Linked DNA regions of Mus musculus: regions 1, 3 and 4 are each linked to region 2. Evidence: chromatin loops called from intact Hi-C (ENCODE). Cell type or tissue: left cerebral cortex. All regions are shown on one strand. Links, peaks and the distances in the headings refer to the core of each region. The heading gives the core; the rest is flanking DNA. Region 1 has its middle 20 kb from the start of Uchl1os. Region 2 overlaps Limch1 (LIM and calponin homology domains 1). Region 3 has its middle 16 kb from the start of Limch1. Region 4 has its middle 34 kb from the start of Uchl1os.

Region 1 (8,135 bases), core at 3,585-6,084, 300 kb before region 2:
TGGCTGTTAATTCTAGCATACTTCTAATTTTCTTCAATTTGCAGCTGAAACTAGTACCACTTATTTAGTCGCCAATATCATAAAGGTCATCTGGTGTATGTGTGGGTCGCGTGCCTGTGTGCACGTGCGAGTGTATAAGTGTGTGCGAGTGTGTAGGCTAGATGATAACTTCAGATGTTGTCCTTAAGTACTCTCAACCGTGTTCCCTGAGAGCGGTCTCTCAGTGGGAGTTGGGGTTGTCTGGTTACAGGTACACTGGCTGGTCAGTGAGCAGTTGGCTGTGGCTTTTCAGCCAGTGTGCCCCCCCCCCCCCACGCTCACCTCTTTACATGATGCTAGTAATCAGGTTTACACGTCATAGCAGACACTACTGACCAATTCCCCTGACTCCTAGCCCCTGTGTTATCCTATCCTCAACAGGCCCTCTTACAGAATTACTTAATTATTTTTATTTATTTATTTATTAGATATATTAGGTATTTTCTTCATTTACATTTCCAGTGCTATCCCAAAAGTCCCCCCTCCCCTCCCCCCCACTCCCACTTCTTGTTCCTGGCGTTCCCCTGTACTAGGGCATATAAAGTTTGCAAGACCAAGGGGCCTCTCTTCCCAATGATGGCCGACTAGGCCATCTTCTGCTACATATGCAGCTAGAGACACGAGCTCCGGGGGTACTGGTTAGTTCATATTGTTGTTCCTCCTATAGGGTTGCAGATGGGTCTACTTATTTTTATGTTCTCTAAAACCTCAGCGTATCTGGACCACACTCAGTTTCCTGCCCATCTACCGTGTTAGATAATGACCCAGCCGCTAATTTGACACAGTTTTTTTTTTTTCCTCTTCGAATGGTGTGGTCTTTCTAAAGCATTTCTTTGTTTACCTGATTGGTTTTTCAACTGGGGTTATCATCCTCAGGGAGACAGGCATGCTTTTGCTACCGTGAACTCCTTGTGTAATCTGATTGCCTGGTGTCAAGTGTGCACACACACACACACCCAGTTCTGCAGGGTGGGATGGATGTCAGGGCCACCCGTCTCCCACAGGATTGTGCAAGAAGAATACATGTAGGACTTTGTGCATGTGGCCATGTCTTGAGTAACCTTTTCGATGTGACTTAAACTGTTCAAATTGAGAGCTGAGCATAGTGCACACCCTGGTAGTCTGAGGAAGAGCATCCCTTGAGCCTAGGAGTTTGGGGACTAGCCTGAGCAACATAGCTACATCCTGCCCCTCCCTCAAAAGGTAAAGTGTGTATGTGTGTGTATGTGTGTGTGTGTGTGTGTGTGTGCGCACATGCATACACGTGTGTGTGCACCGTGGCATGTTTTTGGAGAACATAGAGCAAACTTCTGAGAGTTAGTTCTCTCTTTCCACTCTGTGGGTTCAGGTCTTTGGGCTAAACAGCAAACACTTTTACTTGCTGAACATCTTGCGGACCCCAAACCAGACCAGGTTCCTTACCAGAATACCTTAAAAAAAACAAAAACCAAAAAAACAAGCCAGGTGTGGTGGCGCACGCCTTTAATCCCAGAATTTGGGAGGCAGAGGCAGGAGGATTTCTGAGTTCGAGGCCAGCCTGGTCTACAAAGTGAGTTCCAGGACAGCCAAGGCTACACAGAGAAACCCTGTCTCGAAAAACCAAAAAGAAAAAAAAAAGAAAAGAAAAAAGAAAAACAAAAAACAAAACAAAAAAACCTCCAAGTTCCTAACTCATAGCTCACAACCCACAATGGTGTCATTTATGGTAAGATGGCACATTCAGTCTCCCGTAAGATGAAGGGTCAAGAGCTATTTGCACTTTTGAGGGTAGAGATTTTTAATTTCTTTTTGAAAAATGATTTGTTGGGGCTGGTGAGATGGCTCAGCAGGTAAGAGCACTGACTGCTCTTCCAAAGGTCCTGAGTTCAAATCCCAGCAACCACATGGTGGCTTACAACCATCCGTAATGAGATCTGATGCCCTCTTCTGGTGAATCTGAAGACAGCTACAGTGTACTTATGTATAATAATAAATCTTTGGGCCGGAGGGAGCAGGAACTTGAGTGAGCAGAGGTCCTAAAATTCAATTGCCAACAACCACATGAAGGTTCACAACCATCTGTACAGCTACAGTGTACTCATATATATAAAATAAATAAATCTTAAAAAAAAGTAAAGAAAAATGATTTTTTTTTTTTATTTATGTGTGTCTGTGTATGCATGCGAGCCCATAGAGACTAGAGGAGAAGATCATGGATGCCGGGGAACTGAACACGGGTTCTCTGCAAGAGCAGCACCTGCTTTTTAACTGCTGAGCTCTCGCCAGCCCTGTTTGGGTTTTGTTCTTTGTTTTGGTTTGTGTTTTAAGTTATAGACAAAAGAAGATTGCCTCAGCCCACGGTTCTGGCTCAAGGTTGAGGGGCTGTGTCCCGTGATGACCTCTGGAGAATTCCGAGGTTACTCGGGGTATTACACGGTGAGCCTGGCCAGTGGTGCTGAGTGTTAACAAGGGAATTGTTTAACTGGAAATCTGAACGATGGGGCCAAAAGCATTTTTAAAACGTGGGCTCGTGGGTTTATTTGCTTTGAGTGAAATGAAAATATCTGTAGTACTTCTCAGCCGTGCTCCGTAAGCTAAGCCAGTTAAACTCTTTAGAGCACAGAAAAGATGAAGAAGGAAGTGATGGGGACAGGGCGAGAAGAGAGAGGAGAGGGCCATGTGATCAAAATACACTCTATATGCATATGAAAATATAATGAGACTCATATATAACTAATAGAACAAAAATGTCTCTAATAGTTTCAGGAAAACCTTCAAATATCTAGCATTCGGATGTTTAAATACAAATTTAGGCTCCCCCCCCCATTGTTTTCTTTTATTGAAAAAAAAAGATGCTGGGTTTGGAGAGATGGCTCAGCAGTTAAGAACATTGACTGCTCTTCTGGAGGCTGGGGTTCAAATCCCAGCACCCACAGGGCAGCTCACAACTGTCTTTAACTCCAGTTCCAGGGGATCCTGATATTCTCACACAGACATACCTGGAGGCAGAACACCGATGTAAATAATATTTTTAAAATTAGGAAAATGATAGATTCTTTTCTCATACACTATATCCTGATTACAGTTTCCCCTCCCTCTACTCCTCCCAGTTCCTCCTCCCCTCCCCCCTCCCCTCCCCCCTCCCCTCCCCCCTCCCCTCCCCTCCCCTCCCCTCGCCTCCGGACCCACTCCCTTTCTGACTCTCATTAGAAAAGAACAGGCTTCTAAGAGACAACAACCAACATGACAAAATGTAATAAGATGAAACAAAAGCTATCATATTGAAGTTGAACACGGCAGCCCCACAGGAGGAAGAGAGTCCCAAGAGCAGGCACATGAGTCACAGGCCCATTCATTCTCATGGTCAGGAATCCCATAAAGATGCTCAGCTGATAGCTAGTGCAGACCACTGTGGGCCCGTGACTGCTGCTTCAGTCTCTGGGAGCCCGTATGCACTTTGATTATGATTCAAAGGGCTTTCTTCTCCTGGTGTCCTCCACCCCCTTTGGCTCTTACATTTTCTGCTTCCTCTTCCACCGGCTCCCCTGAGCTCTGAAGGGAGGGATTTGATGGAGACCTGCATGTTTAGGTGGTCCTAATGAGTACTAGTAATGAGGGGTGCAGAGTCTCAGCTGGTCATCTTTTGTACCCAGGTGAGGCATCCAGTGGCAGGACTAGGTTGTATTCACCTGAATTGCTGGCCAAGGGGGTCCCATGGAAATCCCCAAACACCCCACACTGATGCTGAGACAAAAGGTTGCTCTCTGAAAACTGGCAACAGGGCCACATTGCTGAAGACAACACCCACACAACTCATTGAGCATGGAGAAGCCAAGCTGTGCCCGTGTGGAGTCTTAACCCCTGTGTTCTAGTCTCTCTGGTAAAGGAACACACTCTGCAGGCTACCTAGAGAGAAACATGAACACCATCCCAGCCACAAAACCTTCCACCTACAATCTATCCTGCTGCAGAATATGCTAAGGCAATGGTAGCACAGGACTTGTGGGCATAGCAACCAGCCAGTGTCTGATTGGACCTAAGGCCCACTCCAGAAGAAACCCACACAAAACACTGCTTGGGTAACAGAGAACCAGAGACTAGATAGCTCAGAGACCTAGAATAAAACCAAACAGCTACTGATCACAAACAAACAAGACCTAGAATAAAATCTAACAACTACTGATCACAAACCAACCAACTAACAATTCTAATGATAATCTTCTACAATTATAAATCAGAGCTTTATCCAAGGCTTATCAGAAAGGGTTCCTCTGGCAGCAGATGGTAACAGATTCAGAGACCAGCAACCAGACATTATGCAGGGGTGGGGGGGGGGAGGGGAGAGAGAGAGAGAGAGGGAGAGAGAGAGAGAGAGAGAAGGAGGAGGAGGAGAGAGATGGGAGAGAGGGAGAGAGGAGAGGGGAGAGAGATGAGAGAGAGGGAAAGAGAGGAGAAGGAGAGGGGAGAGAGAAGAGAGATGGGAGAGAAAAGAGGGAGGGAGAGGGAGAGGGAGGGAGAGAGAGAGAGAGAAAGGAGGAGAGGAGAGAGAGATGGGAGAGGGAGGGAGGGATAGAGAGGAGAGGGGAGAGAGATGAGAAAGAGATGAGAGAGAAAGGGAAAGAGAGAGGAGGAGAGGGGAGAGAAGAGAGATGGGAGAGAAAAGAGGGAGGGAGAGGGAGAGGGAGAGGGAGGGAGAGGGAGAGGGAGAGGGAGAGGGAGAGGGAGAGGGAGAGGGAGAGGGAGAGGGAGAGAGAGAGAGAGAGAGAGAGAGAGAGAGAGAGAGAGAATCTTAAGCCTAAATTCTCTGTTTACATCCAAAGTACATTAAATGACTTATTCAAAGCTATGCTCATTATGGCCACAAGGTGGCAGTACAGGAAAACCTATGGCATTTTTGTAGCCAAGCAGAAGTAACCAGGAGGAGCAGTGTGGACACCACCCTCATTTTGCCCAGTGTTTTGGGCTAGATGATCTTGTCTAGATATATTTTAGCCAACATGAACCCTGAGGATTGGATATTTTTGCTGGGCCATTCATAGTTCTGCCAAGTTTTATTATTTTATGGTAAAATCAAAATGAACAATAATAAGTTCAAATCAGAAGTCCATTATACAGAGGGAATGGGGAAGAGGGCTGGGGGGAGGAGGATCAACAGGAATGAAGATACATGAAAACGGTGTAACAAGATGCACTATTCTGTATGTGTTTTAAAAGCTAGCATGATTAATGATTAATAATACTCTGCTGACATTGAATTAGATTTTTATCCCCCAAATGATGGGTTTTACATAATCAATTTTATGAAGAAGTAAAGTATTGTATTCAGATCTGTCTTATTGGGAAATGCTGAAATCACCTGTAGAGTATTAAAGTGTAAGATCTCTGTAGAGCCGAGTGTGATCACACAAGCCTATAATCTCAAAGCCCGGGAGGTGGAAGTCGGATCTGTTGTGAGTGTGAAGCCAGACTGAGTTAATGAGACCCCATCTCAAAACATTTTTTGATAAATTAAATAGGTCTTTAGGGAAGTATTTGCCCCAGCACTACAGCTAGCATTCCCCTCTTTTTCCCTTTCTTTGGCTTTGGCTTTGATTTAAGACTCAGAAACTAAAAGCATTCTTAGGTTCTAAATCCCGTGTCTTATGCCTGACTGGTCTCTGCCCCACCCCACACAGGGATGTGTGGATTTTAGGCTGACTTTGACAGGATTGCAGGCGTGTACCATCACAGCCTGTTTCATATGATGCTGGAAGTGAACCTGGAGCTTCATGCGTGCCAGGCAAGTCCTGTCAATGGAGCTACATCCCTAGCTCTTTCTTCTCTTGTGTGTGAGTGTGTGTACATCTATTTCTGTGTAGTGTGTGTATAGTATATGCATATGTTTATGTATGTGGAGTATATGTAATGGGTACAGTATGTTTATGTGTGCATGTGTGTGTATATATGTGTGTAGTGTGTGTGTATACTTCTATTTGTGTGTAGTGTATATAGTGTTTGTTAGTGTGTTTACATGTGTGTATAACTGTGTGTATATATGTGTGTATGTGTATGTATACTGTATGTAGATAGTATGTTTATGTCTGTATATATGTGTATGTTGCATATAGTATATGTGTGCGTATGTGTGTATTGCATGCATGTGTATAGTGCAAGTATATGTGTGTATAGTGTGTTTATGTGTGTGTATATGTGTGTGTATGTGCCCAGTGTGCCTGTGTGTAGTGTGTGTGTATGGTATATTATGTGTGTGAGTGTGTGTGTGTGTAGTGTATGTATATATGTGTGCATGTGTGTATCTGTGCAGAGGCTTGTGTCACGTGTCTTCCTCACTTCCCACTCTATTTCTGAGGAAGAATCTTACACTGAACTGAGAGCTCCCTGATTTGACAAAACTCACTGGCCAGGAAGCTCCGGGAATCCTCCTGCCTCCACCTCCCCAGTGCTGGGTTTATAAGCATCTCCTACCCTGTCTGTCCTTCAAGACAGATGCTAGGGAACAAACTCGGCGCATGCTTATGTGGCAAACACGTTGCTGACTGAACCACCTGCCCAGCTACTCTGCTTTTATTTAAAATTTGCCCTGATTCATAATCGTACACATTTATGGGGGTAGTATAATGGTTTGGGATATGTGTATATCTTGTAGTGATCCAATGAGGGTCATGAGATTAAAAAACAACAACAACAACAAGCAAAGAAGTTAGTATCTAGAGATTCAAAAGACTGTGCACAGGGTTTTAATCTACAGAACACCCCAGAGGGACTTTGGAAAGCTACATCTAATGTGGCACTCGGGCTTCATCAGGGAGGCTGTCTCCTGCCTAGCCTGGCTCTGAGCACCAAATGCACGTGGGGCCTGCCCCTTGCTACCACAACAAAGAATTTAGTACAAATTTCTGTCGCTGTGGACTACCTAATTTGACTAGAGACTCGTTCCTAAGAAATCTGTGGGAAGCAGAGTCCCACAGTGGTCACTGCACTTCCCAGCCTTCCGTGTACAGACCTGTCGCTGTCCCCGGAACTCAACACTCATATACACAGCACTTTAAGGGATTTTTACACGTATGACAAGGTCCCAATTGAGTTGACCTGAGGGTGTAATGGTTCTGCTCGGCTGGTCTGATACTCCTTGAAAAGGATTAAGCTTTTCCTAGGTGAGGAGTGTCCAGGAGCGAGGGTAGCCCACAGATGACGAGAGCCAGCAATAAGGAATTTGGCTAACAGCCTATCTGAGCCTGTTCTACCCCAGAACCACCAGAAAGGGACCCAGCTCAGCCAACTTCTTCATTTCAGCTTGCAAGACCCTGAGCAGACCCCCAGCCATGCCACACTAGACTCCTGACTGATATTGGGTGCTAAAACATGGGTCGTGGTATTCCGCTTTGCTTTGGGGGTCATCCAGGATGTGGCAACCTAAAACTCATGTGCAAGATGGTGCCACATGTCATGGAAGCATGGGGAACCTCCTCATTGTCCCCCCTAAGCCATCCCCTGCTTCCCTTGTCACTCAGAGCTGGACCAGGAAGACAGCATGTGGCTCGTCCATCTCCTCCCCTCTAGCCCCCCAAGTGTGAGGTGCAAGGGCGTTGTGGCGAAGGGCCATAAGCCGACTGCTGGGACCTCTTGCAGATGTCTGAGGTCACTGAGGTTCCTCTGGCCCAGCCTGGAGCCTTTGTCTGCATATGCTTTTCATCATGAGACACCAGGCTGGCGAGACATAAACAGGAAAGGTGACATGGAAGCTCGGTTATTTACTGAAATCTGACCTGCAGGGCTCACCCATTGCTGTGGAAGGTTACAGAAATCCTATTTGTTTGAACACAGTTATAGAAATATTCTTTGTGTTCATGGGAATGAAATATTTCACATTTTGTATGTGGTGAGGAATTCCAGACCCTTTTGTCTGGCCTGCTGCCTGCTTCTCTCAGGAAACATTTTTTTTCCTCTCTCTCTATTTTTTCCTCCATAGCTGCTGCACTCAAATATACCACCAATAAGCAACTTCAGTTACAGGCTTTCTTTCCTTTTTCTTTTTTCTTTTTCTTTTTCTTTTTCTTTTTCTTTCTCGTCTTTGTCTTTGTCTTTGTCTTTTTCTTTCTTCTTTCCCCCTTTTTTCT
Region 2 (8,135 bases), core at 3,512-6,011:
ATAGAGTCTCCTTACAGCATTCAGAATACAGAAGTGACAGCCGGATGGTGGTGGCGGCAGCGGCGCACACCTTTAATCCCAGCACTTGGGAGGCAGAGGCAGGAGGATTTCTGAGTTCAAGGCCAGCCTGGTCTACAGAGTGAGTTCCAGGACAGCCAGAGTTACACAGAGAAACCCTGTCTCGAAAAACCAAAAAGAAAAAAGAAAAAAAGAAAAGAAAAGAATACAGAAGTGAGAGAAGTGAGCAGCCTTTTGGGAGCAGAAGAAGACAGTGCCTTGCTGCAGGGATGCTTGATCACGGGAGTTTTTCATTCAGATGCGTGCTCCTGTACAGTGATGTTCTCACCTTCAGATCTTTTCTACTGTGTAGCTTCATTTGGGCCTCACATAATCATACTGCCGAGGATGTAGCTTTGTAAACCCAGATTAGCAGGAGAATAGAAAAGATCAGGACAAACCTTGTTTTTTTCCAGCTGTGGGATAGCCTCTGAGTCTGGTTTTGATTAAGACGACCCGTTTTCTAGGAATTGTGGTTTCTGTCAAATGCAGGCGGAAAGTACTGATTGGAGTTCTGGCTGAAGTTCTGATTTGCTCTTAGAAAACCCGTAGGAATAGCCTTTGATATTGTCTGTGCATTAACACATCAGAGCAGCTCAGTGAGGGTTCATGTATGTTGCATGTCCATGACGGCCCATTACACCAACACAGGGGCATGAGCCATGTGTGTGCGAATAACTGTAGTGTATTTGCATTTTAGGCTGTCTTTTCCGAATACTGTGAGTTAACCCCAAGCTTTTGTGTTTCCATTAAACAGAGTTTTCTTTGTGGGCAGCATGGGATTTTTTTGATTTCTCTTCTGGGTCTTAATGGCAACTTTATACCCTTTGGAAATATGAAGGCTTTGATTTTGGCTTTTTTTTTAAGTAGCTAATGAATATTGCTAATTGTGTAACAACATTTCTCTTACAGCATGACCAGCAAAAAAGGTTTGGTAGACACGAACTGATTTCTCCCACAGTTTGTTTTTCCAGGTTGGTCACAGCATCCGCTCTCTGCCAGCCCTCTCTAATTTTGTATTTGATCTTGTAGATACGGTCCCAGAACTCCTGTGTCAGATGACGCAGAGTAAGTGGCATCTATCGTGTTCATAGGATCACATTAATCACTAGCCTAAACTGCATGCTTCCTGTACTTACCACTAATTGGCATGCAACGGAGGCTGCAGAGAGCTGCACAGTCAGCCCAGTGCACAGACGAGCACCGGGGTGCCACCGGGGTCGTGTGTTCTGTGCAGGGGAAGTGATGGAGACAGCAACTTAAGCATGATGCTAATGTGTGGCTAATGCTGCAGCTTTGCCGCTCATTTCCCACTGCCTGGCATGCTCAAGCCGCTCTTATGACTTGGACATTGGTACCCTTCCTGAACCATTGAATTAGGGAAGGGGGTGTCATGAGGTTTGCAGTTTAACTCCCAATGCACAGGGGCTTAGCCTAAACAAAGAAGTAGTCATTCTTACAGTCACTTTTTTCCCCAAAACTAAAAAAAAAAAAAAAAAAAAAAAACCAACCAAATCCTAAACCACTAATTATAGATTCAGAAGCCCAAGTCTCTACCAGGTTGGAGTTGTATAAACTGTGGGATGTTTAAGACCCAAACATTGGGGTTTTGTTCAAGTTCTGTGGCATAGCAAGGGGTCAAGGGTATAAAACAAGAACCCGGGTTCCTCTGCCTACCGCTTGCTTTTCTTCTGGAACAGAGGTCTCTTCCCTACCCTGCACCTCACATCCCAGGTTGAGAAAAATCGTATTCACCCCATCTGTGACCTTACAAACTCTGTCCCAAAGTTGGCTTTCCTGTAAGCAGAACCTTGTGCCCTTGATGTACAAGGCCGAAGGTTTTTCAGGATGATCTTCTTGGGTGTGGTGATTGGTCTTCTGAGGAAAAGGATTTAATATTTCATTCCAACACGAGTTGCACAAAAGTGTCCACGTGGCCTGACAGAGACCTGGCCATCAGCAGAACGATGGATGTTGCTTGCTCTCCTGACCCAAGTTCCACAGCAAATCAGGGCGTAGAACCCACAGATGTCAATTCTACTGATGACAACCATAATGGTATTTAGGCAGAGATGGGGGCTTTAGACAACTCTTTTCCCATCATGCTTTTCCCTGTGTTTGTGTTGAGGAGTCTTAACCCTGAGCGCTCACATTCCATTGCCAAGTTCCAATGGGCAGTCTAGAATTATGTAGTTCTCTAGGAGACAGAACCTCCGTGTCCCCAAAATGCAACTCAGCCTGTGCCTGACTGACTGCAATGAGTTAAGCCAACAGTAAAACTGAGACCTGGGTATGACTCTTAAATCCTTCAGCGGCAATATTTCACATCGCTGACAGGAGGAGGCATGCGATTGAGAGGCCAAGCCCTACTCTGATCTGATGAGCAGCAACATTGTGAAGGATGGATTTATTCCCCCCAGACGTGCGGCTGCAGGACAGTTTGCTCAGAGTGGATCTTGGGGAAGGAAACTACATTCAGAAGATTGTAGACCTTGCCTAAGCTTGCCTTAGAAACCCCAGGCACAGAAAAAGTTAGGAACTGTTTAAAGGGGTGGGGCTTGGCACCCCCTTCTCTGCTGTTTATCCCTGTGGACCAGTAAGAACTCAAGGAACTTGTTGTCTAGAGGTTTTATTTGAGAATATACAAGAGCGCCAAATGATCACTTACAGAGGGTGCTGTTGACACGAGTCATGGGGAGAACAAAATCACAAGGCGATGCTAAGAGTTAATTTTTAAAATAGAATTGGATACTACTGTCTTGTAGTTTCTTTCCCCTCTCCCTTTCCCAACAATCTTTAAAGGCAATTACTGGCATAAACTACACTAATTAATTGACATACAAGATATAGCCCAATCAAAAGACAAAGTGTCCTGATTAAATATGTCAGGGTAAACTTACCATAGACATAGTGAAATCTCCACCTTCTGGCCAGGCAGGATCTCTCTGTCATTCCATGTTCTCACATTCTCCTCAATGGCGCATTGCTCCTCTCCCAACAGGACTCTGCCGGAGGGCCTGCATCTTGGGAATGTCAGGGAACATTTTATTCAGAGTTTTCTTACTTCAAATTGGACTTTTTCGGATTCTTTTATGCAAACAATTGATATTTCTTTAAAAAAATACAAAAAGCCTGGGTTAGGGAGATAGTTCTTCCTGATATAGGAGAGTCCCACTTAATTATCTGGCCTTTGGCCACATTTGGGCTACGCTAAGTTGGAGCTTCACAGTGGGAATGGAGATGGTAAGACTGTGAGGACCTCACTCAGTGACTGGCTGGGGAAGGAACTGAATCCCGTCCTCGGAGGAAGCCAGCTCTTTCCTTCTCACCCCTGCAGAAACCAATGCTCTATGGCCATCTACTTTGGTCAACCTGGAATTCTGCCCTTTGGAACACAGGCAGCAAAGGCAGGGGCCTCCTCTCTCCCCACAATTTGTCTACTGGTCTGTAAGACGTGCAGCTCAGAGACGTTTATTCCTCTGAAAGCCTTAGTAGAGAAATTGTAATTTGCCTCAAAGTAACTGGCTATATTATTATTTTAAAGGTAAGACCCGTCCCCTCACCTCCAAGCATAGGGGGAAAAAGTATAAGAGTTTCCATCTATCTCTAGAAGACCTACTTATGTGAGAGAAAAAAACCCATTATGGGTTAGACTTTTCTACTTACACACACACACACACACACACACACACACACACACACACACACATCCCTGCAGTTGAATTCTTCGAACACTCTAGCCTTGAGTTGTAATCTCAGGTTAGATTTTCAATGTCCAGCACCTGGAGAAAGGGGTCAGGAACCCAGCTCGTGCAGATTCACCCCACAGTGCTCCTGCTGTGTGCACCTCTGATGATGCCTGGAGTCAGTTGGTTTCCAAGTGCAAGTCTTATCCCTGCCCCCCTCAGCACCCCCTACCCCCCTCACACACACACACACACACACACACACACACACACACACACACACACACACCCCGTGCGCAAGCCATCTTCAAAAACGTGGATTATCACCCTCTTCTATACCTAGGGGTCTTAGAAGGTTTCTCCTTAACTTTCTTAACTCCTGAACTCCCAAGCTTAAGTATGTTCCTACTTAACTTCCTGAGTAAGTGATCCGGGTGACCTTTTGGTCTCAGAGCTAGTCTCCCTCCCCCATGGGGGAGGGGAGGGGGCTTTGCTTTGGTCTCTACTCCTGTGTTACCCTGCTGCTTCAATGCTTGCTCTTAACAGGTCTGTGTGAGCATCACAGAGGCTCTGTGGTCTTAGCAAGCTCCTGCAGAGTTTATCAACTGCAGGCACAGCCAAAAGGGTTGCTTTTCCTCATTACCCGCCCTGCCCTTTCCCTTCAAAAAGTAAAATCAGAGGAATCCCGTCAAAAATACATCAAAACAGTTGGGAGCACATTAGGGTGCAAAGTGTACCCTCATTTATGTGTGTGTTTCTTCTTAGTACAAAATGCCTTATTTTCTTGATTCCAAGATGAACTATCAATTATGTTATTATATAAAGAAAAAAAGAAAAAGAAATAGCCACAAAACACCCAGCCTTAACTTAAATATGCAAAGATGGTGTCTTATTCTTGAGGCCTTATGACTTTCTTTTAAAGTTTAGAAATCATCTCTGCGCACGTAAATCAGGCAAGCTCTCTCTTTTCACCAAGTGCAGTGTGAAATTCCACTGCAATGGAATGTTCCCGCCCGCCACCTCCTCCAACACATATATCCTCCCTAAATTATATACCTCTGAATGAGAGGAGTGCGAGCCTTTTAGATACTTTCTCCTGGCCCTTTCTCGGGCACCTTTCTAGAAAGCTCCCCCATTCAGGGCCATCAATGAAGACAAAGGCATCTCCTCTTGGCTGTGTTGCTGGCGGCTGCTTCCCACTGCAGAGCGAAGAAGCGGCTCTCAGCCCGGTAGCGCCCCCAGGCGGCGGTGTGCAGTGGCGAAAGGAGGCCGCCGCGGACTCTCATGCTGCTTGCTTTTTGTTTTTTGCTCTCTCCGCATCAGGAGCACGAGTATGTTTGACATGCGGTGTGAGGAGGAGGCAGCGGTGCTGCCGCACAGCAGGGCCCGCCAGGAGCAGCTGCAGCTGATAAATAACCAGCTGAGGGAAGAGGACGACAAATGGCAAGATGTGAGTTCTGGCCAAGGCCGCGGGCAGTGGGGAGGGACTCAGCCGACCACCCGACTGGGAGGGTAACTTGGACTTCAAAGTCATGCTGGGAAGGGCCGCCCCAGCATTACAGACAGAGACCGGCCTGGGTAAAGATTAAAGGAGAGGTCCGCGGGAACGTGGAGAGAGGAGAAACCGACACTGGTGTGTAGCAGCAGGTACTCTAGACCAAAGCTTGGTCACAAAGAGAAAGGATGGGAGGCAGGCGACTAGGATAGGCGCAGAGCTGTGGTGTGCTGTCTTTTAATATTCTGTATTTAAGACTGATGGATGACGACGATGACTGAAGCTGTCAGCATTAATTGTACCAGTAGCAGGCACTGTTCGAAACACTTTGCTCTGGGTAATTCATCGTTTAGTAACTGTGAACTAACAACGGTTATACATCCACAGATGAGCCCCAGCCCAGCTAAGTCACTGCCCAAAGTTCCGTAGCTAGTGAGTTGAGAGGCAAGATTCAAATCAGGAAAGGAAGGTGGGAGAGGCTGGTGAGAGTTCAGAGCCGTTGTACTGAGCAGCAAAGAGCGAAGGCAGGACGGGTTTGGGATTAGCAGAGAGAGAGGGGTCACTGTTGTAAACCTGACTCCACCATCAGTCAAAAAGTTGACTTCTCCAAAATTAGCATAATGTCATGATATTACAGCAGTGTCTAAGTGTCATCACATTTACTCCCAAGATTGTAAGCAGGGTTGGATCAGCCGCCCCCAATTATAGAAGATAAAAATGAGCTCAGAGAGGCCAAGAAGCACTGAACAATGCACACGCTAAATAGACTGGGCTATTCCCCATCTCCAGCTCACCCTTCTAACCGAGAGGCCGCTCCCTCACTGTGCTGTAACTACCTGTAGGACAGGTCTCTGTGCTCTCCCGAGGCCCAGAGGAATTCACACATACCCTCTCGGTGGATCCGGAAGACTCAACTCCAGAGCCACTTGTTCTGTCTTCACTCCCATCCAAGAGAAAGCTGTGCATGAATCTCTACCATTCTGGTGCCAGGATATCTATTTCCAATGCAGAGGTGGAAAGGGGGGGAGGGGGAGTTTTCTATATTACCTTTAAGACAGTTCTATCAACTTTGCCAAATGACATGAACTTTGATTGCATGTGTCACACCGCACTGTCTCAATAAATTGCTGTCCTGTTAATGATAGTGTTCACACTATCTGTTTCTCTCCCTGCCTTCCAGGCATCCTTATTCCAACTAGACTTTCACAGGATTGTCTGGAAGTGTCCCAGCATAGTGCCTTAGCGCTTATAGGTCCGTGAGTCACAGGCAGGGAATTCTGTGCAGGCTGAGAATGAACATGCTCTTTCTCTCTCTCTCTCTCTCTCTCTCTCTCTCTCTCTCTCTCTCTCCCCAGGACCTGGCTCGCTGGAAGAGCCGGAGAAGAAGCGCTTCTCAGGACTTGATCAAGAAAGAGGAAGAAAGGAAAAAAATGGAGAAGCTGATGTCTGGGGAAGATGGGACAAGTGAGCGGAGGAAAAGCATCAAAACTTACAGAGAAATCGTCCAAGAAAAGTGGGTCTTTGTGTCGCCAGTGCACAGTAGTGTCTAGTCATGCTTTCTCTAAGCCATGCTGTGGCCCAGGCGCCAAAATTACTATTTATAGTTTGGTTTTTACTCTACCTTGGTTGGAATCTCTGCAACTTTCCTAGATATTTATTGCTCTTCTTCCCCTCGTCCCATCCTACAGAGAGCGGAGAGAGAGGGAACTTCATGAGGCGTACAAGAACGCAAGGTCGCAGGAGGAGGCCGAGGGGATCCTCCAGCAGTACATCGAGAGGTTCACCATCAGTGAGGCTGTCCTCGAACGCTTGGAGATGCCAAAAATCCTGGAAAGAAGCCATTCAACAGAGCCAAACGTGTCCTCCTTCCCAAACGACCCCAGCCCCATGAAGTACCTGCGGCAGCAGTCACTGCCCCCACCCAAGTTCACTGCCACGGTTGAGACCACCATAGCTCGCACCAGTGTCCCAGAGAGCATTGCGTCAGCAGGCACTGGGTCTCCAAGCAAAATCATCACTCCAAACACAGTGCCTATGCTGACACCCAGGCCTTACTCCCAGCCCAAAAACTCTCAAGAGGTTCTGAAGACTTTTAAGGTAGGATGAATTCTGAGAGAGAGAGAGAGAGAGAGAGAGAGAGAGAGAGAGAGAGAGAGAGAGAGAGAGAGAGAGAGAGAGAGAGGAGAGGGAGGAGGAGGAGGAGGAGGAGGAGGAGGAGAGAGAAAGGAAACCGAATTGTGGGTAGCTTGTGGACAGAAGCCTTTTGTCAAACAAAAGCCAAACACATTTATCGTGGACCATGATACACATATTTCAGGAGCTTTTCTTGCAGATACTTAAGGGATGGGTGTTCCTCTCACTTCTCTTGTTCCTCTTAGTGGGCTCCCAGTGATAGACAAGTCACCTGACAAGCGAGGTCTGTTTTCTGGTTTGATGTGATGGTTTCTCATAGAGCAGAGTAAACCAATCCTCATTTAGCGATCCTCCAAACCTGTAGTTATCAGGGTGCACGGCAAAGTCAGACCGTGTTTGCCTTTTGTTTAAAAAGAAAAATATATACAGCTATATCTTATAGGAAGAAATTACACTCTATCCAAAGAATTGCTACACTCGAGGAAAATAGCACATGAGACACATGGTGGCATGGGGTGTGCTTGTCATCAGGTAAGACAGGGTTTTCCTCGAGCGGAAAATTGGGCTGTGTTACTAGAGATTCTATAAAATCATTTTTGAGAACCAAAAGCCCTTTGGCAAGCAAGCATATTTGCGTTTGCTCATATTTCAGTGTCCTCCGATATACAGAGGAACGTTTGGCCTGCGTCTTAAGCTCCTTCAGCTCCAAAGAAAAGTCAGTTCATATTGTCCTTGCAGGAAAGCAGGGTGTATCAATAGGAGCT
Region 3 (8,135 bases), core at 1,964-4,463, 270 kb before region 2:
GACTTATTTAATGCACCCCAGATCATAGAAAAAGAGATGGAAGTTTCAAAATTCTGTTTGTGCAGAGAATACCTGTATAAAATTAGCCACACTTGACAAAGTCCAAGCACATCACCGAGCTTCAGGCTTATGTTTTAGAAGGAGCCTGGCCTCAGGCAAGCACCGAGTTCTGCAGATCACATCAGCATTACAACCAAGGGCAAGCCTAGCTGTGCAGTTTGAAAAAGCAGCCAAACAGGTCATACTGGGGACCGTCTAGAAGCCACAGTTCTTCCTCACAGTGAAAGCCACCGCCGCTTTGTCCACTGGCAGGAATTTTGAAATGGTGCTCTCTTTTAGCAGAAGACAAAATGATGGAAACTGGATATTGGGGTGGCTGAGGAGGAGAGGAGCGGCACAGAAGGGAAGATTTCGTTTCTGTATTGAGATGGTGCTTATAAGTGCTTAATAAACATGATGGCTGAATCATGAGCTGTGATTAAGATTAGCATCTAGCCTAAAAAGAAACACACACACACACACACACACACACACACACACACACACACACACACACACACATATATATATACACACATGGTAGTGGGGTCAGTTAGAGCCCCAAGAAAGATATGCAAGCCTTAACCCACAGTAGCCAAAAATTTTGAAGTAATGTTTTGTTATCTCTCTCTCTCTCTCTCTCTCTCCCTCTTTTCTATCTCTCTTTCCCTTCTTTTCCTTCTTCCTTGAGACAGGGTTGTACTAAAATAGTGTAGACTGGTCCCAAACTTGCCATCGTCCTATTCCAGAAATACTATTTTCTTTTAAATGCATGTGTTCATTTTAGACATTCGGTGGTTTCTAATCACCCAGTGATTAGTGTCTACAAAAGATGAGGATGGAGAGGCAGAGATGCACATGGCGGCAGCCATATGAAACAGGAAAGCCTCGCTGGGGTGATGTCCCCTGGGATATTGTCAGCCACAAGAGGCTGAAAGTGTCCGGGAAGGGTTTACCCTTCAGAGCCAAGAGAAAAATAAAGTTTTGTTGTTTTAACCCCCCAAATTGTGATTATTTGTTACAGAAATCTTGGGGCACAAATCTATTAAAGTAAGGTCAAAGATGTCATAAGCTATTTGTATGATTATTTTATAGTGCAAGTCTATATGAAGATGCTCTGTGGAGACATTAGTGTCACTTGGAGGCTTCAAGCCTCAGTCCCTCTTGGGAAGGACCACACTCTCTCTGCTCTGAAATCACCAGCTTGCTGTTGGAGCACATTGGTCTTGACTGGCTGCAAACAGAGGCAGGGGAGGCCATGCTGTAGATGACTCGGGATGTTGGGGGAGAAAACAGCTAATGGCCACATGATATGTTGCTCTAGATTTTGTTGCTGAGGTGACAGAGGCAAAGGAAAATAGATTGCATTGTGGCCATTTACATGAGAATAAAAATGTGAAGCCCTAGTGGTAACTGTCAAGGTTTCCTCTTGATGTGTGCTCTGTCATTTTTATGGTTAGATTATTTCCTGGAATGATGGAGGAAACGCTGACGCAGCACGTGCCATGTCTGACAAGGGTTAACCTTGAACTTGTGACCTTGGTCCTCTATTACAAGTGCTTGTCACTTGTGACTGGTCATGATTGAGCCAACCTTGTTTAAATTTTTTTAATGCTGGTTTTAATATATATAATATTATAACATGTATTAATATAGTATATAGTAACATAAAACATATTACATATTATCTAATATATAAAAATTATATCTGATCATGTCTACAAATAGGATGTTTCAGAGACCTGGAATTGGGAGAGGCCTCAGACGGTCTTTGGGGGTGACCCTTGCTGAGACTCCCAGCACTGGGGGATATGGATACTGAAGTGCTCACCTGTTGTAGCCAGGAAGGACTCCCAGTAGAGGGATTAGGACAGCAACTCATTCATAAAACCTTAAACCCAAAATATGTCCTGCTTACAAGATGTCTAGGGACAAAGATAGAGCAGAGGCTGAGGAAATGGCCAACCAACGACTGCCCCAAATTGAGACCCATTCCAAGGGCAAGCACTAGTCCCTGACACTATTAATGATACTCTTATATGTTTGCCGTCAGGAGGAACCTAGCATAACTGTGCTCTGAGAGGCTCCACCCAGCAGCAGATGGAAAGAGATGCAGAGACTCACATCCAAACTTTAGATGAAACTTGGGGAATCTTATGAAAATATTGGGAGAAAAATTGAGGAATCTGAAGAGAACAGGGACTCCACGGAAAAGCAACAGAGTCAACTAACTTGGACCCTTGGGGGCTCCCAGAGACTAGATCACTAGCCAAAGAGTGAGCACGGGCTGGACTTGGGGATGGGTGGGGGTGTGAGGTGTCAGGGGTGTTGTGTTAGTGGGGAGCTGTGACACCCAGAGTGGGGGCTTCCCTTCTAAGAGAAGGAAACCGTGGAATGGGGTGGGGTGGGGGGGAGGACTTGCCAACAGATGCTACTCAGAGTACCCCATCTGAGAGTCAAGCCTAGAGGATGTTTAAATTGGAAAATTTTACTAGATTAATCAAATAAAACAAAGACTACTTCATTGTCATTATTTCTCAGCTTGTAAGCATCAAGCCAGCCCCTCTTTGTGCTGTAATGTGTCAGAATGTTGGATTTCGCAAATTGCTGTTTGAGTTCACGATGAATTTCATTTTAAAAGAGACCATTAAAAGAATTTGGTCTAGGATTTCAGAAATTTCCAACAGTTTCTGAAATGGTTGTAAAAATACCCCGGCCATCTGTACTGTATATTTATGAGGAGCGACATTCTCAGTTTTAATCACAAAATCAAGATGCAGCAAGGGATTAAAGATGCCGTACAGTTACAGTGTTAAATGGTCAACAGTTTTCTCTTTCTTTAGGCTAGGTCTCATGTATCCCAGTGTTCCTGGGACTTGCTAAGAAGCCGAGAAGAGCCTTGAGTTCTTCTGAGCTCTGCTGAACTCGACCACCTTCTTACCTCTTGTGCATGTTACTCTGCTGACCACGATGGTCACCGAGACCTCTGCATGTATGGGACATGTACAGACGTCTCCCGTGCATTGTGACTAGTCCCTAAACAATGGAGAAAACTCATTTACATAGCGTTTCCACAGTATTAGACACAAACAATCGAAAGATATCAGTAAGTACCTGGGAGGACATACGAAGGTTATGTGAATGCCTTGCCATTTTCTGGAAGGATTTGAGTGATCTCGGTTTGATTTCTTCCAAAGGGTGACTCTCTTCTGTGAGACTGTACAAGGCCCGTGTTTGGGTTTTAGTTTCTGTATTACCATTTGTGAAGTGGGCATGGCACAAATTTAAGGCACATAGTGTGGGTGTCAATGGTGCAGACACTAACAGCAAAGTATAGAAGCAAAGAGGAGGCCTGACTGACACCTCCTCTTCTTCCTCCTCCTCTTCCAAGTTTTCTAGAAGGTGTAGAAACCAGTGGTTGCTACTGTTAGTTTTCCTTCCTGGCATTTCCTGATTTCTAGAAGCTGGGGCCTCTTTTAAGCCTCATTTTAAGATGCTGTGCAGGTTCCAAAGCCATGTCTGTAGCCTAGAGCTGAACTATGGGTCATTCATTAGTTTATGACCTTTGATTGACGATATCACCAAGAAGCATATAGAGAGCTGGCCAATTTTAGGGTTTAAAAAAGTAATATACACCATGTAGGCTTTGCCCAACATAAGCTGTGTCTTGCTTGCATATGTGTGCATGTGTGATGGGTATGTGTTCCCTTGTGTGTGGGCACCCATCCATGTGGAGGCCAGAGGTTGATGTTGGGTGTGTTTCCTCTTTGCTTTTCACTTCAGTGAGCCAGTGTCTCTGGATAAAACTGTAGATATTTGAATTAGCTAGTCTAGCTTGTTAGCTTGGTCTGGGGATCCTCTGTCTGCCTGGCCAATGCTGGGGTGGTGGCAGGGTTGCCATGCCCATATGTGTATGAGAGTCTTGCCTGCATGTGTGTCTGTGCGCCCATGTGAATGCTCGATGTCCAAGAAGTGAGACAGATCACCCAGAACTGTAGATAGGATCCATGTGTTCTGTCCTGTGGGTGCTGGGAACCAAACCTTCTCCTCCTCCAACTCTGTCATCATTTGTAAGAACAAGTGCTCTTAGCCACCGACTCTTTCCGCCTCTGCCCACTCACTTTTTTGTTTGTTTGTTTTGTTATTTTGGATTTGTATATAGGCTAGGATGTTGATGATATGAACTCTACACAGCAATCACCTTATTCACAAAGCCATCTCCCCAGCCTCTAGTCTGAACTGTTTTAAGTGTTTGCGTTGAATAGTGCTTCATTTGAAAATTAACCTTTATTGGTAATTTTATTTGATAATGTCATATGTGTATAAAGTGCATTCTGATATTATAAGCCTCCACTCTCTTTAATCCCCCCTCCTATCGCCCCACCCCCTCCCCTTCAAGTTCCCTTACCACATTCAAAGCTTTGTTGTTGTTTTGGGGACCCCCTGGGTTTACTCAGGACCATCCTGGGTTTAGAGCTACCAGTCAGAGCCTGGTGGACCCCTTAGTGGGCACAAAACCACTGAAAACAATGACTGCCCTCTCGCAGAATCCATCGGTAGGGACAGTTCAGCGTGCAGTGGGTAGGACCCTTTAAGCTCCGCCCCATCCACGATTGACTGTAGACAGGCTCTATCTGGTGCAGGCCCTCATTTTTATTAAAAGCACTCATGTTCTACATTTTAACTCTTTTCATCTTCCCATCAACTCGTTCATCTTGAGGTCCAGATGGATCTGCTATGCTTCTTGACCTGGAGAAACAGCCCAGGAAGCTTCCAAGCTAACTTCATTCTCCGCATGTTGTTAGCGGAAGAAAGCCTTGTAGGTCTACAGGCAGATGGCAGTAAAGAAATTAACTTGTACTTCAGCAAGGCTGAGGTTTCCATGGGAACGGAGGAAACAGCCATACTGCCTAGCATTTGAAAGGAACAGGAAACAGGCTTGCAGTCGGCATACCAATAGAAATGGCTACACTATCCCACGGCTCTTCCAGCATGCCTTTGGTCTTCCCTGCTTAAAACACTTTAACTTTAGGCAATAAGAGGAAAACCAATGGTGGCTGGTCACATGTAGAGTAGGTTAACAAGAGAATATTAGGAGACAGAACATGTAAGCATTTTTTGTTGCTAAAACTAAATAAGCTTTAGTTGTCTTCAGCACAAAAGCTACATTATTTACTAAGCTAAGATATATATTTAAAGAATAATTGATTTAGTTATGCTTGCTACAGAGAATAGATATTCAAATAAGCTTGAGTCTTCCCCACCCCCAGCCAATTTAGTTTTCTGTCTTTCTTTGTGTCTGCACGTGTATGTGTTTGTGTGTGAGAATATAGGAACACTCTTGTGTAAGTCAGAGGAAAATATTTGTTATTTATTTATTTATTTATTTATTTATCCATCCAAAACAGGGTTCCTCTGTGTAACCCTGGCTGTCCTGGAACTCACTCTGTAGACATGCCTGGCTTTAAACTCACAGAAATATACCTGCCTCTGCACTACCACTGCCCAGACCTGAAGAATCTTGGGTGTTAGCCCTCAACTGCTAACTTGAGACAGGATCTCTCTCTCTCTCTCTCTCTCTCTCTCTCTCTCTCTCTCTCTCTCTCTCTCTCTCTCTCTTTCATTTGCTACTATGTATGCTAGCCTGAGGACTTCTGGTGGTGCTCCAGTCTCCATTTCCCATTTCCCTATAGGAGTGCTGGGATCGCAAGTGGTTGTGCAACTATGTCTGGCTTTTACCTCCATTCAGAGCCTCTGCACCTGGCCCAGCAAGTGCAGATCTTAGCAACGAAAAATGCTTACATGTTCTGTCTCCTGATATTCTCTTGTTAACCTACTCTACATGTGACCAGCCACCATTGTTTTTTCTCTTATTGCTTAAAGTTAAAGTGTTTTAAGCAGGGAAGACCAAAGGCTTTGCCCACTGTGCCATCTCTAACCCCCAACATAGTTTTCTTTTAGGAATAGAATACGTTATTATTGTTTTGTCTAAATGGCCAGGTACTCAGTTGAAGGGTAAGGAAGAAGGCGCTCTGGAGAGCTGTGCTGCCTTCTGAACTAGAGGATGGAGAGGCTTGCGGGCTAGTCTAGTTTAGTGGTGAGATATTGGCTTAGTGTGTGTGATGCCTTGAGTTTGAGCCCTAGAACCACAAGAAATGGACAAAAAAATATAGAACCGAATCTGAGCTCACCTATGTCTGTCATCCAGACATGGATTAACCAAACTTCTGTTTCCTCTCTGCTATCAGAATTGTCCTCCTATAAGGCCCTGGGACAGCGAGCTGTCAGAATGTCCCAATAGCTGAATGTCTCTAAGAGATATTTTACTGCTGTCTTTTGCCTCTTAGATGTTCCTTTAATTGTGATTTCCCTTGTGCCTCATGGTGATGAAAAGGCTGTGGGTATTTTGGGAATCTGGGTGAGGGGAAATTGAATTGGGGTTACATAAAGTATGGATTTATGTGGTCACAGTTTAGCAGATTGGGTGTGCTATTGCCAATGGATCCGGCTTAGGAACAACTTGCAGGGATATCTGCACCATTCACTTCTTGTGCCATTGGGCGCTATGACAGAGAAGAATTAGGCTCTTGGTGGAGCTATGCCCATACCCTTCAGTGCCTGCAGCCAGGACTGGTAGGGCTGGGGTCAGGGAGAGAGGAGAAGCAAGGTTAAAGTGAGATGAGGAACTCCTCTTGGGGAAATCCCTTTCATCAGTAGACACGAGGAATCAGAAATGGAGGATTTGATTCTTAGAGCTCTGTCAGTACCGAAGCTCTTGACCACAGGAACAGCTGTAGAGTGGGGTATGGTAGTGCAGGCTTGCAAACACAGCTACTAAAAAGGTCAAAGCAGGTGTGCCTTGAGTTCAAAACCTGTGACCAAGTTCAGTGCCAACCTGGACAACTTATCAAGACCCTGCTTCAAAATATAAAAAGTAAAGAAAACAAGGGTTGGGAGTAGAGTTCTGTGGTTGAGGTATTGCCTAGCTCATGCAAGACCATGGGCTCAGTCCCCATAATTGTAGAATGAATGAATGAATGAGTGAATGAGTGAATGAGTGAATGAACTAGTGAGTAAAACTCTCTTGGCAATACATATATTACACATTTAAAAAATGGTTGTTTATTTTATTTTTATGTGTATGTATACTTGCATGTATGTACGTGTACCTTGTGAGTATGGTGCCCAGGAGGGCAGAAAAGTTCCGTGGATCTCCTGAAGAGTTACAGGTGGTTGTGAGCCATCCTGTGGGGACTAGACACCGAACATGGTTCCTCTTCAAGAGAAGCCAGTGGTCTCAACTGCTAGGGCATGCTTTAGTTCCTATACTGAACATTTTTAACAGGATCCGGCACAGAATTTCTCACACCCCCCATGACTGAATTTACACACAACATCACTTGACAGTGACAAAAGCAACATAAAACTCAGCACAGAGCAACCACAAGGACATCAGTGACTAAGTGTGCAGTGAGTGCTGCTGACCTAGAGAACATTTAAGATGGGAAACTCAGGCTGGAGAGATGGCTCAGTGGTTAAGAGCACTGGATGCTCTTCCAGAGGTCCTGAGTTCAATTCCCAGCAACCACATGGTGGCTCACAACTGCCTGTGATGGGATCTGATGCCCTCAGCTGTCATGCAGGCATATGTGCAAATAGAACACTCAAATACATAAATAAATAAATCTTGTTTTCTCTCTTTTTTCTTTATTTCTTAAATAAATCTTTTTTAAAAAGATGATAAACCCTCAGTGAGCAAACACAGGAAGTTGGACAGTCCTGGATCTAGTAGCTGGCTTGGTGCTGCACACCAGGAATTCCTGAACTCCAGAAGTGGAAACAAGAAGACCAGCCTTTTTAGCTGGCTAAGATGTGAGGGGTTTCTGCCACCCATTTCTACAGCCGTGAAGTATGTCATGCCTTCTCAAATGATGAACTGAAGCCATAAGCCAGAACAAATTCTTCCTCCCCAAGGTCGCTTCAGTCAGGTATTTGTCACATATATGAGAAAACCTAAGTAATGCATACATACAACGCAGGCACATGTTACGTGTAGGACGTGCATTTGGCCTTCCCTGTAGAGTGGTCTCTGCCAT
Region 4 (8,135 bases), core at 2,802-5,301, 290 kb before region 2:
CTCAGGAGGCAGAGCCAGGTGGATCCATGCAAGTTCCAGGCCATCTAGGGCTACATAGTGAGACCTTGTTTCAAAAAAAGAGAACAAACAAACAAACAAAAATAGAAAAGCAGGGCCGGTAAAGTGGCTCGGCAGGGAAGGGGACTTGCCTCCAAGCCTAACTGCATGAGTTCAAAGCCCTGCAGCCCATCTGGTGAAGAGAGAAAATTGACTCCTGAAGATTGTCTTCTGACTTCCATGGCTTGTGTGTACTCATAAATACTTGTAAGCATACAATAAATAAGTAAATGAAAAAAAAAGTTTAGGGGTGCTTAGACCTTTCAGCAGTTATTAGGGCGAGAGACCCCAGTTTGGTTCCTCAGCATTCCCGGCTGGTGGCAAACAGAAGCCTGTCACTCCAATTCTAGAGGACCCAGCTCTTTCTTCTGGCCTCCACTTGTGTCTTCACTCATATACACATACATACCCATACATAGACACACATTTTTTTTTAAAAGTCTTTAAAATTTCCTGTGTTTAAAAATGATCAAAAACCTCAAACCAAACCAAATAAGCAAGCAAATAAAACAAACAAACAACAACAACAACAACAACAACAAAAAAAAACTGGGCATGTAGCTATGTTGGTAGAATGGCCTGGCATGCGTGAAGTCATGGTTTGGATCCCTAGCACCATGCCTGTGATGGTACCAGTTAAGAGGTAAATGCAGGAGGATCAGAAGTTCAAAGCCATCTTTGGTTATATAGTGAATTAGGGGGCAACCTGGGCTCCCTGAGACCCTCTCTCAAAACAAACAAACCCCAACCGATCAACCAAACAAAAACCTGGGCCAGAGAGATGGCTCAGCTGTTTAAAGACCCTTGACTGCCAAGCTTGACAATGTGGCTTTAATTCCCAGGATCCCTCCGATGGAAGAAAACCAAGTCCTGCAAGTTGTCCTGTGACTTCTATATATGCATAGACACAGACAGACAGACATACAGACATACACACACACACACACACACACACACACACACACACACACACACACACAGAGCAAAACCCCCAGACTAGGCAGACTTACTGAAGAGTGGTTTAGATGCTCTCTGTCGGAGCCTGAATAGATCTGTTTACATAAGATGTGGCCTTTACAGACAGGCTCAATCCCCAAGACTCTGCCCTCAGCTTTACAAGTTGACTGCTGTATTATGGATACAAAGCATGGACCCAGAGCTTAAAGTCCCAGCCCAGCTGGCCTCTGTCATGTCCACCCTTCTGCATTTACTTCCTGTGGCATGTGGCCTCGTTTTCTGTGGAGTCAGCCTTGCCCACTCTCTCTTTCAGCAGGCCTGCTTGGCTGACACATTGGAGAGGCTGTGACTACATATATAGAGTCATCAGACATGACATAACCTGCAGCAGCCAGTGCTGGCCTTTGTCGGGCGTCTTCGACCAGGCCAATGAGAGACAATCAGACTGACCATTCTCCAAGAAGGTGATTCTGCCTTTAAGGTCTTTTTTGGTGTGAATCAAGAGACTTTGAGCTGAACCAAGTCTGAAATGTAATTCAGCAGTAGATTAAAGGCCTGGTTTCATGCCCAATATTACCAAGGGTGGGTGAGAATCGTGAGTCAAGGCTAGCCTGGGCTGTACATAGTGAGTTCCAGGCCATCTTGGGCTACTTAGCAAGACCTATCTCAAGGAAACAAAAGCACCAATGAAATAGGCAGACTGGATCCTGATGTCATATTGATGCCCTTGAGATTAGCTTGGATCATTTTCGCTGTATTCTACAGTCACGGGGGTGGGGTGGGGGGTGGGCAAGAAACTCCTCTCACCCCCCACTTCAGCTATTTTGAGGTGAGGCCTGCTGTTTTCAACCAAAAGGCACCCAACTGAAATACACAGACTTTCATTTTATTTTACAACAAAGCTCTTGCTTTATTACACTTAGACATCTGCTTTCTCTTTGCCGACCATACGCAATGGGAATGAAGTCGACCCTTAATTGGGACTGCAGTGTCTTAAATTGAAAGACTGTAGGCTAAAAGGAGATTGTATTTGCCAAAATGAAGGGAGACTAGCTCCATCTACCGCTCTACTGTGTCTTGTCTCTCCTGAGTCTTTGGATATCTTACTCTCCCTTCTTCCCTTTAAGTTTCATGCTTATCTGTTTTTGACTAGGGGCACGTGCATGCCACAGCACACACGTGGAGGTCAGGGGTCAACTTGGACTGTCTCCTTTCACCATGCAAGGCCCCCGGGATCGAACTCAGGTCATTGGGCTTGGCAGCAAGCACCTTTACCCAATGAACCATCTTGTCAGCTTCCTTCTTCCCTCTTTATCTCTATTTAAGAAATACTGTTACACTTTTGAGGCTTCTTATTTTAAAAAGTCCTTTGAGAGATGAACCCCCTGACTTCCATGTCTGTGGCCTTTCCAACCCTCCCTATGGTACAGCCATACACCGCATGATCTACCAAATGCTTCCGAATGCTTACACAAGGGACCCTCACCTTTGGTTTTTGCTAGTTTGTTTGTTTATTGAAAGAGTCTTACAATAAACCCTAGACTGGTGTCGAACTCAATTAAAGCCAATTGCTTGAGCCTCCCAAGTGCCAGGATCAAGGTGTATAGCATTCCACCTGGCTCAACATACATAGACATACAAATAGTCTCAGTTCTCAAAGGAACCCTCCACAAACCCTCCTCTGCCTTATAGGCAAAAATAGTACATCGCAAAATAACTCACTCAGCCTCTAAAAGCTGATAAACAAGAGCCAATATTCAGAGAGTTCTGACTCCATGTACGATGTGCCCCCAATTTCTCTTCAGGCAAACACTTTGCTGTCTACAACTGGCTTAAGGAAGATGAGAACTTTTGCCTGAGGCTCGACCTAAAATTAAAATGCTCTTTGAAGATTCTCCATGAAATCAAAGCTGCACATTATTTTAGTTATATATATATATATATATATATATATATATATATATGTGTGTGTGTGTGTGTGTGTGTGTGTGTGTGTGTGTGTGTGTGTGTGTGTATGTGTGTACACACACAATACTGGATGTGGTGGCTCATAGCTATGATCTCAGTAGTTGGAAGGCAGAAGCAAGAGACCATAAGTTCAAGGCCAGTCTAGGATACAGAGGTCCAGTCTAGCCTGTTACTTAATGAGACCCTGACATGACATCAAACACAATTGAAATGAACAATTAAAATACATTGACTGCTTATGGCATGCTGCGCACAGTTGTAAAAGCTGAGGCTATCACAGTGGACAAGAAAGAGATGATTCCCTGTCTCAGAGCACTGGGAGGACAGAGGGCAAGTGTACCGACGACAGATGAGCCAGGCTCTGCGGGATGGGATGACTTCTGTGCTGGGAAACTGGGAAACAAAGATGTAGAAAGGCTAGACTGAGGGCTGGGTCGGGGGCAGTGTTATTTAGATCAGTGATTCTCAACCCCTTTGAGGGCTGCATATCAGATATCCTGGATACCATATACCCTGCTTATCAGACATGGAAATTAAGATTCATAATAGTAGCAAAATTATATTTATGAAGTAGCAATGAAAATAATATTATGATCGGGGGGTCACCATGACATGAGGACCTGTATTGGAGGGTCACAGCATTAGGAAGGTTGAGGACTGCTGCTCTAGATGGTTGCTGCTCTAGAGGTTGTGGAAAGCCTCCTAGAACATTGAAAAGGGACATGTGGACAGAGTTCCAAACAAAGGAGAAACAGAGGCATTCGGTTTCCTGGGGGTACAGTGCTTGTGCCCCCTGCTGTGGAGGGGATGATCTTTAAAGAGGATTTCTGATTTATTCTACTAGCCTCCACTAGATGGACTCCCTAAACGTAGGGAAACAGAAACTCTGCTGGTAGCGTGGAGTGTCCCAGAGAGACGGGAAGATGCTGATCACCAAGGGAATTTGCTTTCTTAAAGATGCAAGTCACCTACAGGGTATACATAGCCCCAAAGAGGAGGACTGTTAACTGTTAACTGTTAACTGGCAGAATCTGAATCCAATCTTCTTTAATAGTGACAGAGCCAGTTTCCCTAGTTTACATATATTTAAGCTAGGCTAAGAGATGTTCACATTAGGCTGGGCTGAGTGACCAGTAGGTGGAAGCTCTATGTTGTTTGTGGCTTTTCCACTACAGTTCTTTCAAAAGCTAGTCACTTGATGCTAGTTATCTGACATATTTGTATTGTAGTTAGTTGTTACTAAGGATATACAGAATTGATGTGATCCTCAAAAGTCTTAGATTTTATGACCCTTGAGAAATTGATCGTTTCAACGTATATGAAAATTCGAAAGAGCGATCTAAGCTGAAGTCTTTTTATTTTTTATTTTTTGGTTTTTCAAGACAGGGTTTCTCTGTATAGCCAGCCCTGGCTGTCTTGGAACTCACTCTGTAGACCAGGCTGGCCTCGAACTCAGAAATCCGCCTGCCTCTGCCTCCCGAGTGCTGGGATCAAAGGCGTGTGCCACCACCGCTCGGCTGGCTGAAGTCTTTAAGAACGTATTAGCCATCAAGACCCAAGGTGCTCTTGCTGTTAGAGAGCAGTGCTGCAAAGGAGGGCAGAGACCAGAACGCAATAGACAGCCCAGAAATCAAGCACGTGTAACTAAGTTTCTGACAAAGGGGTAATAAAGCACAAAGAGGGATGGCTTCACAGGGAAGAGGAATTCTAACGTTTAAGCTCTACAGTCCACACACACACCAGTTCCATATGTAATTTATAAAAACAGAGCATTTACGAGGAAGCAAGAATATCTTTATGACGTTGGTGGAAGTAATAATTTCTCCAGCAGGACACGAAAGCCCAGACCACAAAGAAAATAATAAATTAGACTACAGAGAGACACAGTACTTTATTCACTGGAAGAGCCCACGGAGAGAATGAAAAGCCCACAATACGGGAGGAAAGTGTATTTCATGGAGCTGACAAAGGTGATCAGAGTGCACAACTAACTCCTAAGATCAAGAAGACAATCCAATAGCTAAACATAGGTCTTTTCACACTTAGGCAAAGTGCTCTATCTACGCTGTGTTCTGAGCTAAATATCCTCACAGGGTACTTGTCACACACAAAGGCTAGATCTTACCCACAAGATGAGGTCAAGAAACCAAATACAAAGGAGTGTCATCCATTCATAGAAAGGCCAGGAGCAAGCAGGGCTATTTTCATGACCATAGTGATTGCCTTTCACAAGGAAGGGCTTTCTTTAGTGGTGGGAAAGGGGCAAGAGGGCGCTTCTGAGCTCCTCTTCCCCCCCCCCCCCGCACCCCCCCCCCCCCAGACAGGGTTTCTCTATGTAGCCCTGGCTGTCCTGGAATTCACTCTGTAGACCAGGCTGGCCTCGAACTCAGAAATCCACTTGCCTCTGCCTCCCAAGTGCTGGGATTAAAGGTGAGCGCCACCACCGCCCGGCCCAGCTGAGCTCTTAATATTACATTTCTTGATCTGGGTACAGTATACAGGAATGTTATAATTTATGATCTGCACATGTGCACATATATTGCACACACACACACACACACACACACACACACACACACACACACACACAAACACTCCAAGAAAAGTTGATATTGCTGGGAATGTATATGTTTGTAACTCCAGCACTCAGGATTCAGAGGCAGGAAGAATTTTTTTTTTCCTTTTTTAGTATAGAATAGAGTTTATTTAGGGCATGGGAGGGGGAGTTGGGAAAGGAGGAGAGAGAGAGAGAGAGAGAGAGAGAGAGAGAGAGAGAGAGGAAGAGGAGGAGGAGGAGGGGAGGAGGGGGAGGAGAGGAGAGGAGAGGAGAAGAGAGGAGAGGAGAGGAGAGGCCGGCCATGAACACATGGAGCATGGAGAGAGGGGGAGGGGAATGGGGAGAGAGGGGTAAGAGGGTAAGAGAACAAGAGAGAAAAAGCAAGAAGATTCTTGTAAATTCAAGGCCAGGCAGGGCTACACAGCAAGAAGCTGTAGCCTGGGCAGGAGGAATGGACAAAGGAAGGGAGAGCGAGATGGAGATTTACTAAAACACTCCATGATTTAGATAAACAGAAGCTAGATTGGGAGACGACATTTGTGTTATTGCCGCTTGCCTCACAATCAGTCCAAAGCTTAGCAGCTGAGAACAACAAACACTTATTACCTCACAGTGTCTGAGGGCCAGGAATTTGGGAGACGATCAGGGTGTAGCTCCACTTAGGGTCTCTCTTGAGGTCACAGCTAACCCATTAGCCAGGGCTACAGTCATCTGAAAGCCTGACCGGGGCTGGAAGGTCCACACCCACAGCCCTGTGTTGTCCGCAAACTTGGGCTCTTGAGCCAGCTCGTCCTTGTGAGGGGCTCTCCACAGGCTGCTGAGTGTTCTCACCACAGGCTAGGGCCTAAGAAGGGAGCAGAAAGGATCAAGAGAGCCCTGCATGGAAGCCACAGGGTTTCTCACGGCCAGCTGTGGAAGAGTGTTAGCCCAATGCTTGCTCTCTGCTGTGGGAGCACAGTGAGGAAACACCAGCAGTCAGCGAGGGGGAGCCACCTTGCTGACTGGCTCCTAGAGAAGGTTTCATGTCTCATCTCTGTGACTAAATGCCTGACAGAAGCAATCTGAGGAAGACTCCTTTCCTTCCTCTCTCCCTCCTTTCCTTCCTCTCTCCCTCCTTTCCTTCCTCTCTCCCTCCTTTCCTTCCTCTCTCCCTCCTTTCCTTCCTCTCTCCCTCCTTTCCTTCCTCTCTCCCTCCTTTCCTTCCTCTCTCCCTCCTTTCCTTCCTCTCTCCCTCCTTTCCTTCCCCTCTCCCTCCTTTCCTTCCTCTCTCCCTCCTTTTGTGGGTGTGTAGAAATGTGTGTCACATGCGAGCCAATGATGGTGCCATACCAGAAGACACCGAAAGGGGGCGTCATATCCCCTGGCACTGGAATTACAGGCAGTTGTGATCCCCAGGAGTGGCTGCTGGAAACTGAATCCAAATCCTGTCGTGCTCCAGTCCCAGAAGTGACTTTTTTATTTTTTAATTTTTTTAGATTCAGGGGATTCAGTCCGTCATGGTGGTTGGGGGGGGGGGGGGGACGACGACGACGACGGGGAACAGGGCATCTGGAGTGGCTCAGCTGATGGGGTTCGGGTTCACCATGTTGTTTCTTATGCTAAGTAGATAAGGAAGCAGAGAGCCAGGGCTGGGCTATCAGATGCTGCCTCTCCTCTGCCAACCATGACTTGTATTGCAAAGACTCCCAAAGGCTACAAGCTGGGAACCCGGCATTCCAACACTCAAGCCTGTGGGAGGACATTTTTAATACAAACCATAATACTTCCACACCCATTTTTTTCTCTCTTAAATTACTAGGGGTATCTTTAGAAATTCTTAGGTCCTTAAACTTCCTGCCTCTCTGGTCCGCTGATGGGCTCAACTCTCCGACTGTTTTCCTGTCTAGTGAATCTTAGGCAGGACTTGCTGGAAGAGGAACAAATCCTCCCAAAGGGTATCTATGCTATGAAGATGTTTTTTTTCTGACCTGCAATCTCAGAAATTCTAGCTATCCTCTCTGTGCCTGGTACCTTATCTTAACTTGATCACCTGAAATGCTGCTGGGACAAACATACGTGCCATAACTGAAAGACGTTTTTCTGCTCAAACATAGGCACATTATCCCGACACCACAGTGGCTCACCCTCTTCTCTGCTTATTAGAATCCCCTGGGAAGCAGTTAAAGCTACAAATCCGCTAAGCCGGGTGTGTCTCTGTGCTCAGGACAGGCAGAGAGTCAGACAGGCAGAGCTCTGAGTATTTGGGCTAGCCTGGTCCATATAGCAAGTTCCAGGTGATCCAGCAGGTGGGACACAGCAAACCCCTATCTCAAAATAGAAACAAAATAACCAGGCCACCAAACAGAAAAGACAAAACAAAACCCAGTCCGTTTCCAGGTTTGCCAGATGACTGGAGTTTCAGAGCTGTTCTGCTCTTGCAGAAAGTGGAATCTGGTTTCTAGCACTCATGTCTGGTGGTTCACAGCTACCTGAAACTCTAGTTGGAAGGGAACTGACACCGCCTTGGACAGCGCACACATGTGCACAATTGAACCTCCTCCTGGAAACGTATACACACAATTAACTGGAAAAAAAATTGAAACACTAATTCCTGAAT

The links. Peaks named below come from ENCODE experiments on the same cell type or tissue, not always from the same donor. Only the 100,000 strongest peaks of a DNase experiment are listed, where the experiment ranks them.
Region 1: a loop joins it to region 2, with 3 times the contacts of the local background. A loop is called at or near these places in 24 of 42 quality-filtered maps.
Region 3: a loop joins it to region 2, with 3 times the contacts of the local background. A loop is called at or near these places in 14 of 42 quality-filtered maps.
Region 4: a loop joins it to region 2, with 3 times the contacts of the local background. A loop is called at or near these places in 23 of 42 quality-filtered maps.

The regions. Positions count from the first base shown.
Region 1 is chr5:66,692,402-66,700,536 of GRCm38, forward strand. No RefSeq gene overlaps it. Among named protein-coding and RNA genes, the nearest start is that of Uchl1os, 20 kb to the left of the region's middle. In left cerebral cortex, for the core only: a CTCF peak has its summit at 4,887 (motif pointing right); a DNase peak (open chromatin) is centred at 4,889.
Region 2 is chr5:66,992,054-67,000,188 of GRCm38, forward strand. Limch1 (LIM and calponin homology domains 1) reads left to right here. Exons shown (of 26, transcript NM_001001980.3): 9 at 1,090-1,125; 10 at 5,067-5,193; 11 at 6,594-6,751; 12 at 6,927-7,335. Gm33040 (a long non-coding RNA gene) reads left to right here and starts at 7,423. Exons shown (of 2, transcript XR_376998.1): 1 at 7,423-7,902. In left cerebral cortex, for the core only: a CTCF peak has its summit at 4,990 (motif pointing left); a DNase peak (open chromatin) is centred at 4,989; H3K4me3 peaks cover 774 bases.
Region 3 is chr5:66,726,188-66,734,322 of GRCm38, forward strand. No RefSeq gene overlaps it. Among named protein-coding and RNA genes, the nearest start is that of Limch1, 16 kb to the right of the region's middle. In left cerebral cortex, for the core only: no CTCF peak of the experiment used is centred there; a DNase peak (open chromatin) is centred at 3,359.
Region 4 is chr5:66,706,788-66,714,922 of GRCm38, forward strand. No RefSeq gene overlaps it. Among named protein-coding and RNA genes, the nearest start is that of Uchl1os, 34 kb to the left of the region's middle. In left cerebral cortex, for the core only: CTCF peaks have their summits at 3,826 (motif pointing left) and 4,039; a DNase peak (open chromatin) is centred at 3,881.